Regions from separate parts of the Homo sapiens genome. Here region 2 is linked to region 1. The links are chromatin contacts, found by Hi-C in ENCODE. All regions are on one chromosome and are shown on one strand. The core of a region is the stretch at or near the end of the contact, and the rest is flanking DNA. Distances in the headings are between cores, read along the strand shown. Region 1 overlaps PPA1 (inorganic pyrophosphatase 1). Region 2 overlaps PALD1 (phosphatase domain containing paladin 1).

What was found. Hi-C counts contacts between places; a loop is a spot of excess contacts on that map. Pooled maps may share reads with other maps.
Region 2: a map of heart left ventricle shows a loop between it and region 1 (4-fold over the local background). The contact joins two enhancer-like sites. A Hi-C loop is called at or near these places in 11 of 168 maps with a recorded cell type or tissue (CD4-positive, alpha-beta memory T cell, CD8-positive, alpha-beta T cell, Caco-2 and 7 more), 11 of 37 single-sample maps with no recorded cell type and 27 of 50 pooled maps.

The regions. Positions count from the first base shown.
Region 1 is chr10:70,219,198-70,225,298 of GRCh38, reverse strand. All of the region lies in intron 2 of PPA1 (inorganic pyrophosphatase 1), which reads left to right. Among named protein-coding and RNA genes, the nearest start is that of PPA1, 11 kb to the left of the region's middle. RefSeq lists enhancers at 2,558-3,058, 3,059-3,559. Within about 2 kb of position 3,623, at least 12 of the 41 ENCODE cell types and tissues checked have a DNase peak (open chromatin) inside an H3K27ac peak, as active enhancers do.
Region 2 is chr10:70,549,750-70,556,001 of GRCh38, reverse strand. The region is part of intron 18 of PALD1 (phosphatase domain containing paladin 1); the gene reads right to left. Among named protein-coding and RNA genes, the nearest start is that of PRF1, 50 kb to the left of the region's middle. Within about 2 kb of position 3,857, at least 7 of the 41 ENCODE cell types and tissues checked have a DNase peak (open chromatin) inside an H3K27ac peak, as active enhancers do.

The sequences.
Region 1 (6,101 bases), core at 2,374-4,873:
TTGCAGTGAGCTGAGATCATGCCACTGCACTTCAGCCTGGGTGACAGGTGAGACTCTGTCTCTAAATAAATAAATAAATAAATAAGAGTGGTGGGACCACAGGGTGATTTTTGTGTTTCTTTCTAAGCCTGGTATTTACTAGATTTCTGAAGTTATCTAGAGAAACACACAATGAGTCAACTTGAAAATGCTAATGTCAGCCACTTGGTATAATTCTGTAGTATAGTTCATCGAATTTACCAAATCCAGGGTTAGAAATAAATCTCAATGCTGGGCGCGGTGGCTCATGCCTGTAATCCCAACACTTTGGGGGGCCAAGGTGGGCGGATCACCTGAGGTCGGGAGCTCGAGACCAGCCTGACCAACATGGAGAAACCCTGTCTCTACTAAAAATACAAAAATTAGCTGGGCATGGTGGTGCATGCCTGTAATCCCAGCTACTCGGGAGGCTGAGGCAGGAGAATTGCTTGAACCCGGGAGACGGAGGTTGCAGTGAGCCGAGATTGCACCATTGTGCTCCAGCCTGGGTAACAAGAGCGAAACTCTGTCTCAAAAAATAAAATAAAATAAATAAATAAGAAATAAGTCTCAATAAAGACACATTGAACTTAACTGCTAGGATTTAAAGACGTGCTGTAATTAAATTAAGAGCATGTTCCCTATATATGTACTTAACTGCATTAGTAATAACAGCCTACCAAATGGCCGTAGCCTATTTATTAGTAAACAACTTGTCAGACTACTGACTTGGTCCATAAGACCCTAACCAGTTTGGAGATGAGACGGGGCCTCACCATACTACTGTGATTAATATTCCTGTTTAATTAGTGAAGTTACACACCTAACCAAGATATAGGAGATATTTCTTCTATTCCTGAAACATTTTTATTTTAAATATTTTTGATTAATGGAGTGACATAATGTAGAGTTGTTGAGTTTCCAGTTTCCTTAGAATCTGGACATCTTTAATGTTTTGTTGTAACATCTTGACTACTTGATAAAATGATTGTAAATCTGGGAAGGGAAATAGACTTTTTTTTTTTTTTTTTTTTGTAGAGACAGGGTCTGTCTATGTTGCTCAGGCTGGTCTTGAACTCCTAGTCTAAGCAATCCTCTTGCCTCAGCCTCCCAAAGTGCTAGGTTTACAGGCACGAGCCACCATACCTGGCCTGAAATAGACAGTTATATTTCTGACTTTGGGAACAAGAGCTAAAGTTATAGTTTGCCTTTTCCCTTATCCCCCACTGGTTTATCAGCAAGGTAATTATTGAGTTTATCAAAATCATCCCTCTAGGGAGACTTAACTTCCTTCTTTTCTGAAACTGTTAACAGAGAGCTGAGAGCTCTGATGCCAGAGCAATGACTGAGACTCCAAAGCATGGTAGGATTGGAGGATGGAGTTCTGGGAAGTCCTAACAGTGGGAGTAACAAGATAGTAAATCCAAGATCCAGCTAAGTAAAAGCTGAAACCAGTTGGGATTAAAGAAGAAGGAATGAATTTGTAACTGGGTAGTACGAAATTTCTTAAAATCAGTATTTTTTAAGTGCGTGAATATTGGAATCATTAGAATGCATAAAAACAGTAATAGTTTTTATAGCAACTCTGTTGCTATAAAATTCATTGAATTTCTCATATCAGTTGCCCTGAAAAATCCTAAATATCACTGTTGTTCACCTAGTAGCAACTCTTTGAATTGTAGCCAGATGTCTAGAAGAAGGTTGTTCTTTAGTAGTAATTCCTGCTAAAGTATGTGGAACACCCCCTCCTTACAAGTACAGAGCTGGGCAGGATGGCTTGCACCTGTAGTCCCAGCTACTAGGGATGCATAGGCAGGAGGATCACTTGAGGCTAGGAATTAGAGACCAGCCTGCTCAACATAGTGTGACTTCATCTCCAAAAACATAATTAAAAAACAATTAGCCAGGTGTGGTGGTGCACACCTGTAGGCCCAGCTACTTAGGAGGCTGAGGCAGGAGGATTGCTTGAGACCAGGAGTTGGAGGCTGCAGTGAGCTATGATTGCGTCACTGTACTCCAGTCTGGATGACAGAGTGAGACCCCGTCTCTCTCTCTCTCTCTCTTTAAAAAAATGTTTTTTAAGAGACAGGGTCTTGCTATGTTGGTCAGGTTGGTCTTGAACTCTTGGCCTCAAGCGGTCCTCCTGCCTCTGCCTCCCAAAGTGCTAGGATTATAGACGTTAGTCGCCACGCCTGGCTGAGACAAGTATTACTACAGCATCTACATGCATTTGAAAGTGTGCTAGTATTCCATGCATAAAAAATGATGAGTTCATGTCCTTTGTAGGGACATGGATGAAGCTGGAAACCATCATTCTCAGCAAACTGTTGCAAGGACAAAAAACCAAACACCGCATTTCTCACTCATAGGTGGGAATTGAACAATGAGAACACGTGGACACAGGAAGGGGAACATCACACACCGGGGCCTGTTGTGGGGTGGGGGGAGGGGGAAAGGATAGTATTAGGAGATATACCTAATGCTAAATGATGAGTTAATGGGTGCAGCACACCAACATGCAACATGGCACATGTATACATATGTAACAAACCTGCACTTTGTGCACATATACCCTAAAACTTAAAGTATAATAATAAAAAAAAAGTGTGCTAAACATTGATTTTACAGATGAGTCACTCACCCCAAGCTGTAGCCTGAGGCCTACAAACTGGAAGTACCTGATTTAGCAGGCGAGAATTCTACCCCTGAACCACCAATGCTACCAGCAGGAAGTACCTGATTTGGAAATCCAACTCTTTGGGAGTTAAAAGAACTTTTATTTTGTTCATTGCTAGTCTTCGGAGCCTAGAAAAGTGCCTGGCACATCCTGGTGGTTCACAACAAATATTTGTTGAAAAAAATCAATGAATTGACTCTGGCTTTTGCAGGTACTCCTTGTTGTTTTTCGCCCAGCTAATTTCTTTTTTTTTTTTTTTTTTTTTTTTGAGACGGAGTCTTGCTCTGTGGCCCAGGCTGGAGTGCAGTGGTGTGATCTCAGTTCACTGCAACCTCCGCCTCCCAGGTTCACGCCATTCTCCTGCCTCAGCCTCCCGAGTAGCTGGGACTACAGGCACCTGCCACCACGCCCAGCTAATTTTTTTGTATTTTTAGTAGACACGGTTTTTCACTGTGTTAGCCAGGATGGTCTCGATCTCCTGACCTCATAATCCGCCCACCTCGGCCTCCCAAAGTGCTATGATTACAGGTGTGAGCCACCACCCCCCGGCCTCACCCAGCTAATTTCTAAAAAGCACCAGACCTTCAAGCTTTTGTTCGCAGCAGAATTCTCTTACCATTTTCTGAAGGATGTTTTCTTCCTTGTTATTTTTTTCCTTCCCATTAATTATGTAGATTTATGTTATTAGGTAATACTGTTTTGAGGATCTATACATATTTGTCATTTACTGCTATTAAAGTGTTCAATATAGTTTCTAAACTTTGAATTAGTTATTTTAGCTCTATCTGCTATATCTTTCTTGAAGCAATGTATTCATTTGGTGGTGTTTTAACGAAATTAACAGCTAATCTTGGCGAGCTCTTCAGTTGATCTTTCATGTCGTAACAGCTCCATCTTGTGAATCTTTAGGGTACTGCTGCTGGAAACCGAAAGCCCTGACTTGTTCTTTTCACAGACCTACAGATCTCTCGTTTTTACACCTGAGAAGTGGACAAAATACTTGAAAACCTAGTGGACAAGGTGAAATTTAGTCAAAGATTGGTTCTGAGGTTTTCTACCCAGGATTAATAATTAGTGTTACATTTTCTAAACCATCTGGTTATTTTAGAGGGAAACAGGGATAGAGCAGTTTCTTCAGTCCTAGATTTAAGTAATATCTCCATTCTTTTGGTTTTTATGTTGTATTGGGTAAGTGAGGTATCAGGAGGCTTGGAGCAGAAACCTATGGATGCTTTAGTCTCCCATGGTTTCAGCAGGAACTTAAAATGACAGAAGTTCTACACTTTTGAATCAAAATCAGTGTAGTTTTTCTGCTTGGTAGCAGCAGGTAATTATTGACTTGAAACCTTTGACTTATTCCCTTGTGGCTTATCAGTTCCCGTTTTTTGATGGAAAGTAGCAAAGAAGTAATTCTAAAGAGTGGTGTAACCAAGTGATTTTCATTTTAAGTTAAGTTCTTAAAATGTACTTTACCAGTCTGGGGTAACATGGCAAAGCTCCATCTCTACAAAAAAAAAAAAAAAAAAATATATATATATATATATAAATTATATATATATATAATTTATATATATATTATATATATAAATTATATATATGTTATATATATAAATTATATATATAGTATATATATAAAAATTATATATATTATATATAAATTATATATATAGTATATATAAAAATTATATATATTATATATAAATTATATATATAGTATATATAAAGTATATATTATATATATAAGAATTATATATATAATATATATAAAAATTATATATATAATATATATAAAAATTATATATATTATATATATATAAATTATATATATTATATATATATAAATTATATATATTATATATATATAAATTATATATATTATATATATAAATTATATATATTATATATATATAAATTATATATATTATATATATATAAATTATATATAATATATATATAAATTATATATATTATATATATATAAATTATATATAATATATATATAAATTATATATAATATATAATTATATATATTATATATATAATTATATATATATTATACATAAAAATTATATATAATACATATATAATTTATATATATAAAATTATATAATATATATAAAAATTATATATATATGCACATACACGCACACACACACACATATATACATATACACACACACACAATTAGCTGGATGTGGTGGCATGCATCTGTAGCTCCAGCTACTCAGGAGGCTGAGATGGGAAGATTGCTTGAGCCAGGGTGGTTGAGGCTTCAGTGAGTCAAGCTCATACCACTGCACTCCAGCCTAGGTGGCAGAGTGAGACCTTGTCTCAAAAAAAAAAAAAAAAAGTACTTTTTATAAGCATAATTGCAGGCCAGGTGCGGTGGCTTACACCTGTAATCCCAGCACTTTGGGAGGCTGAGGCGGGTGGATCACCTGAGGTCAGGAGTTTGAGACCAGCCTGGCCAACATGGCGAAACTCCATCTCTACTAAAAATACAAAAATTAGCCAGGTGTAGTGGCACGCCCCTGTGTTATCCCAGCTACTCAGGAGGCTGAGACAGTAGAATCACTTGAACTCAGGAGGCAGAGGTTGCAGTGAGCCAAGATTGTGCCACTGCACTCCAGCCTGGGTGACAGAAAACAGTAATTGCAGATTTAGCTTCATCTGTGCCCTTTGTAGAGGCTAAAAACTGAAAAACTGCAGTTAAAGTTCTATTCCGTGAAAAAAAATAGTATTCTGAATAATTAAAGCTCAAGTTTAATTAAATAACCTATGGCATATTTAACTCCAGTGTGCAAAATGGGTTGGCAAAGTATGGTTTGTTTTTTCATTGTGTTTTTAAACTGCACATCTGGGAATTTACTCCCTGAATATATCATCTATTTTATAGTAGTCAGTTTAAGGCTATAAGCCAATTACAGTAGAACTATCATTGATTAAAATATTTTTAAAGCATATTCTCTTATCTTCAAGGTCAAAGTCCTTTTCAGGGGGGCTTTATTTCTAAAAACAGCCGAATTGGGAGAATAATGTGGATAATGAAGCTGATGAGTTTTGTTTGATGCTAAAACTAAAGTATGACCAAGTAATTAGGCTGATGTGGGGTTCGTCTTATAAACTAAAGTATGATCAAGTAATTAGTCTGACTTGGGGTTTGTCTTATAAACTGTCTCTGAAATAGAAGCTCCAAAAACATTTTGAGTAATTGCAGTGTCTCTGAAGGAAATAACACTGGCCTTTGGAGAGTGTTTTGAAGATGGTCTTCTTCAGAGATACAGGTTCTGTTACGTTTATTTAAGAACTGTTTCCTTCCTAGGAACATTCTTTCCACTGTCAGCTTTTATTCTGAAACACTTAAAGCATACAGAAAAGTTAAAAGATTTATATAGTAAGTTGGCTG
Region 2 (6,252 bases), core at 2,608-5,107, 330 kb before region 1:
TGAGATGGAGTCTCACTCTGTCACCCAGGCTGGAGTGCAGTGGTGCGATCTCAGCTCACTGCAAGCTCCGCCTCCCGGGTTCACGCCATTCTCCTGCCTCAGCCTCCCAAGTAGCTGGGACTACAGGTGACCGCCACCTCGCGCGGCTAATTTTTTATATTTTTAGTATAGAAGCGGTTTCACCGTGTTAGCAAGGATGGTCTCGATCTCCTGACCTAGTGATCCGCCCGCCTCAGCCTCCCAAGGTGTTGGGATTACAGGCGGGAGCCACTGCGCCCGGCCAACAGCCAGAGTTTTCAAGAGGCTGAGAAAGACCCTGCCTGGGGCTCAGAGCCAGAGCTCTCTGGTCTTTTTTCTTAAGAAATGACCTCAGCCCTTGGGGCACGGAGCTGGTCTCTCTGACCTCCTGGAAGCTCCTTTGGTCGCAGGACCAACTCTGCACCAACCCAGGCAGTCACACAGTAGCGGCTGGCAGCTTCCCTGCCAACGCTTCCCTTCTCTGCCACCACAAGATTGCCCCCGGGTCGTGGCTGCCACAGCGGCAGAAAAGGGATGCAAGTCGAGGAGTTGGGAACCAGCTTCTGGTCCAGCCTCCAGCCAATCACAAAACTTCATTAGGCCTCAGTTTCTTCTCAGTCAAATGGGTCTAATAAAATTTGTCCTGTTCTCACCATCTGTCTGAGGACCACAAAAGACAAAAGGTGAGTTCTTAGAAAACTCAAATAGCAACCAGGTACAGTGGCTCACACCTGTAATCCCAGCACTGTGGGAGGCCGAGGCTCGTGGATCACTTGAGTCCAGGAGTTTGAGACCAGCCTGGGAAACATGGCAAAACCCCGGCTCTAGTAAAAATACAAAAATTAGCCGGGAGTGGTGGTGGCAGGCACCTGTAATCCCAGATACTTGGGAGGCTGAGGTAGGAAAATCACTTGAACCTGGGAGGCAGAAATTGCAGTGAGCCAAGGTTGTGCCACTGCACTCCAGCCTGGGCTACGGAGCAAGGCTCTGTCTCAAAGAAAGGGGAGGGGAGGAGGGGGAGGGGAGGGGGGAGGAGGGGGAGGGGAGGGGGAGGAGGGGGAGGGGAGGAGAGGGGAGGGGAGGCTCAAAAAGCACTGCTCAAAGTTAAAGCACTACAGTCTTTATACAATAAATCTCGCTTTGAGACCAGAGGATGTTTCCTTCTCCCTGTGTGGCTCCCTTCACCTCAGCTGTTCTTCAAACTCTTCTGAAAGGAAAACAGGAGACACAGGCTGTTTTAAAAACCCAACACTAAGAATTAACGTCACCAGGCAAAGCCCAGGAAAAGTGTCGCTGGCATTAATGATTCTAGCAGGGCTTCCTCCAGGTGCCCTGACTTTGGTTTTTGTCATAAATATTTTCCCTTTCCAAGCCCAAAAGGAAACAACGAAGTCTGCTGCGGGTGTCACCGCCCTGGGCTGGCGGCCATGTTGGATTCTCCTCAGCCAGGGCCCGGCATTCTAACTTCCGTCCAAAGCGCTGGAAGTGGCTTAGTTCAATGGGTTTTCTTTCTTTTTTCCTTTTGAGGCAGTTTGTTTGTTTATTTGTTTGTTTTGAGATGGAGTCTCACTCTGTCACCCAGGCTAGAGTGCAGCAGCATGATCTCGGCTTACTGCAACCTCTGCCTCCAGGGTTCAAGTGATTCTCCTGCCTCAGCCTCCCGAGTAGCTGGGATTACAGGTGTGCGCCACCACGCTCGGCTAATTTTTGTATTTTTTGTAGAGACAGGGTTTCACCATGTTGGCCAGGCTGGTCTTGAACTCCCGACCTCAGGTGATCCTCCCACCTTGGCCTCCCAAAGTGCTGGGATTACAGGCATGAGCCAGAGTGCATGGCCTTGAGGCAGTTCTTAAAATGCCCCAAGCATCTGGCCCCTTCACATGCAGGAGGCATCCAAGCCTTGACTCAACCTTGCAGACACTGGAGAACAGAGGGGCACCGCCGTGGGCTGCAGCCCCGTGAAGTCGGGCTGCTTGAGACAGGCATAGAGAGAAGGGTCGAGGCTGTTCCCTCAGGGAAGGTCTGTCCCAGTGGAAAATATGTCCCCAGGCTTGGCTCCACTACCTCCCAGCTGCACCCACAACCTGTGTCTGGGATGTGTTCTTGTCCTTGTCCTTCTCCTGGTCAGTCTGCGACTTCCTCAAAGGCAAGGACCATGGCTTCCAGTTCTGTTTCCCTGCAGCAGGGCTCAAGGTGGGCAGGGAGAGGTGAAATGGTGCCTCCGCCCGCTTGAGAGGCCATGTGGCATGGCAGAGAGGCTCAATCTGGGAGTCAGGGGCCGGGTCTTGTCCCCCTCCTAAATCTGCCAGCTGTGTGTTCTTGGGCAAGCTCAGTGCCTCCCTCCTCAAATGTAAAACCGGAACCAACATTAGAACACCCTTTATCACACACAGGCAAAGTGAGGACGGTGGTCGTAAAAATGTCTATCAGCCCAGCATGGGCACCTCTCGGACTACTTCCAAGTTGGCTAAGGAGATGTCAGGACATGTGTGGCCGGCACTGGGTCTCTAGTGACTCCCTGTCCCTCCGCATGAGCCTCTACCCCATCCCACTCCCTGCTGGCTCTCACTCCAGTCACCCAGACTCTCCTCACAGACTCCAGCCACATCCAAATCTGGAGGAACATTAGGCCTTGCTGAAGCCAACATCTTTCCCTCATTTTTAGACAAGCATCTCCCAAACCAACCCATCCACTGGAGACAGGGAAATCAAAGGAAACAGCAAACATGGAACCTGCCTGTCTGTCCCCAACACACCTGAGGGGAAGTCTCTCGTTCTGGAAGTATCGCAGTTAATTAATGTAGATGGAATGAGAGAGCCAGCAGATCACCATTCTGCAAGCTGGCGATGCACACTGCTGCAAGCCAGTCATAATAGGAGAGACGACAGGATCTTCCAGCCCCAACAGCAGCATACGGCACCCCCAGTAACCATTCCGGCCACACTGAGCCGGAATCTTATGAAGCCTTGGATGCGAACCATTTCCAGGAAGCACAGGCCAACTTAAACCTAGGGGTGCAACTAGGAAAATTAGCTCCAGGAAGCCCAGGAAGACAACCAGTTTACCTCACAAATATATTTCAGGGGGGAAAAGGAGAACTGTATGAGATTAAAAGAGACTTAGGGCCACGTCAACCAAATGCAACATGTGGATCTTGTTTGGATCCTGATCCAGCTGCAAAAAGCCTGTGAGATTAGTGGAAACATCTAAACATTGACCAGATGTTTGCTGGTAAGTAGCGACTGTCCATTGTTTAAGAGGCAATCATGGCGGTGTGACTGCCTTCTTTAAAAGATCCCCCTTCTTTAGAGGTACGTACTGAAATATGCACAGAAGAAGTAACATGAGGACTGCGATGTGCTTTAAAATAATTCAGTGAGAGCTCGGAGGGCTTGAGATAAAATAAGACTGGCTGAGATGGGTACTTACTGCAGCTGGGAGGTGGGCACATGAGGGCTGAGGAAATTATGCTCTCTGCTTTGAAATTTTCTGTTTGAAACATTCCAAAATACTTAAAAATATAAGTTCCTAAGTTTTGACTCATTCAGTAATTCTACTTCTAAGTATCAGCTTTACAAAAATAATCCACACAACGGAAAAGCCACATGCGCTACGAGGTCCACATCACCCCCCATCCCAGAAGACGACAGGAAAGAATGTGAAGGGCCGCGCGTGCTACACACAGCAACAGCATGAGAAACAGTACTTCCACTCACTGCATGGAATGTGAACACGGAATGCGATGATGTAAGGGCTCCTCAGCAAACACGACAAAATGCCCAGAAGCCGGAGCTGTTGCTTAATTTTGCCTCTCTCTGCCCTACGAGAACGTCAGCTCTGCGCACCTTTCATCACCGGTCCCTACTCAGTGTCCGCCCAGGGCCCAGCACTGAGGCAGCACATGCTGGCTGGGCACATGTTGAAATGCATAAACACAGCCTAGGTGAGTGGCGAGAGACGTCCCGTGGGCCTGCCACAATCACAGCTTCCAGAGAGCTGCATGCAAGTGCACGAAGCCCAGAAGGAAACGGGCAAAAGTAAAATCATCGCTGAGTTGGCAGGATTCTGGGAGACTGGGAGACTCTTTGCTCAACCTGAGCCACCTAAGCTTTTGGTACTTACTGTCCTTATTCTTGCTGTGCAACCTCAGGGTGCAGATGAAGATTCATGTACATTCTGAGCCCTCCTCTCTGATCCACAACAGGAAACTGACCTCCAAATTCTTCCACTGTTCCCAACTGAGGGCCCTGGAATAGTTTTATTGCTGAAGAAGCACAAATGCCATATCACAGGAGCTGTGTTCTTCACTGCTTATTACTAAAGTATAAGTTGACTGCTGAAGCCGGCAGGGGGCCAGGAAAAGGAAATTCACCATTTGGGGGCTCTGGGGAGTGAGGGGCAGGAAGCCAAGCAGACACATGCTGTTGAATTTCAGGATCCCAAGTGGACTCTTGGGATTTTGGAAAACTTCAGATGGGCCAAATGTGGACTGGTCCTAGAACATTCCCGGGCAAATTAAGCCGATGGAGGGGATAAAGCCCTACCCAAGCCTGAGCTCAGGTCCATTTACATCCAGAGGCTGTGGGGGATCTGACCAGGCTGATGGCACCCTCTGCATGGACAGCACCCGGCTCTGAGCAAAGAACCACAGACCCTGCTGGAGGCCACCTGGGACTTCTGGTTTGAAACCAGAGGGCAGAAGTTTAAATAAACAGCTGATACCACAGGTGAGACCCAGCTGCCAATTTCCAGAAGTCACCATTAGAGAGAAGGGGTGGTAGGGGCCGCTGCCTTTCTAGAGACTCCGCACATCTCCCTGCAGCCCACTGGGGCAACATGGATGAGATCCTTGGGTCAAGGACAACATGGTCTGGGGAGGAGCGTGGGCTGGGAGTGAAGATCGTTGCCTCTCATCCCCACTCAGCCACCAACTCACGGTGGTTAACCTGAAAAGGTTAAACACAGAATTACCATATGATCCAGCAATTCCACTCCTAGGTATATAACCAAGAGAAATGAAAACATACGTTCACACAAAAACTTGTACATGAATTTTCACAGCAACATTATTCATAATAGCCAAAAAGTTCTACAACAAACCAAATGTCCATCAGCTGATAAACAGACAGACATAATGGGATATGTCTATACAATGGAATATTATTCAGCCATACAAATGCAGTAATAATACATGCTACAACACGGATAAACCTTCAAACATTATGCTAAGTGAAAGAAGCCAGACACAAAGGACCACATGGTGTATGATTCCACTTATACGAAATGGCCAGACCATGCAAATCCACAGAGGCAGAAAGATCAGTGGCTGCCAGATGGTGGGGGAGGGGAAGCGATTGCTAGCGGGTGTGAGGTTTCTTTTTAGGGTGATGAAAAATGTTCTAAACTTGATGTGGTGCTGGATGCACAACTCTATGAATGTACTAAAAACCAGGGACTCGTGCACCATAAATAAGTGAATTGCATGGCACATGAATTGTATACATCGTGAATTGTATACATCCCCTAGTGTGGTCCCCGCCAGCATCAGTATCATCTGGGAGTGTGTTAGACCTCCAGACCTACAGAATCAGAAGCTCCAGAGTGGGGCCCAGCAGCCTGCATTTTAACAAGTCTAACATGTGATTCTGAAGCCCACTAAAGCTGGGGGCCGCTGCTTAGAATATGTGGCTCTCAGCCTTGGCTGTGTGTTGGAATCACCTGGGAGACTTCAAAAACAAGACCCGTGCCCTGGCCAAGACACCCCTACCAACTAAATCAGACTCTCTAGGGATGGAGCTCTGCCACAGCATGGTTTAAAGCTCTCAGATCTCTTGGACATGTGGGGTGCAAGCCCCTGAACTAGAGGGTGTCTCCTCTCAGTCCCTCTGCTCTTCAGTGCCTCTAAGAATTTGGCCAGGTAGGTCACTGGCACCACCTGGTGGCCATATCCCAGAATGACTCTACATCTTGCCTCTGGGCCCTCCAAGGGGCCTTGGGGCTCAGGGATCTGTGTCCTCCCACTGCAGAGGTCACGACCAACCTGGCCTTTGGAAAGGGGGTGGGTGACCTGGTGGGAGCGGGTAAGAATCCTAGCTGGCTCTGCTTCCTCTCTCATTAAAAAACACTTCACATCCAGAAGGCAGCCAGAGTGACCACCTCTAACAGCCCCAGCCACCTTCCTTCTCCAATGCCAACAGAGTCAAGCAGTCACCTCTAGCAGCCCCAACTACCCT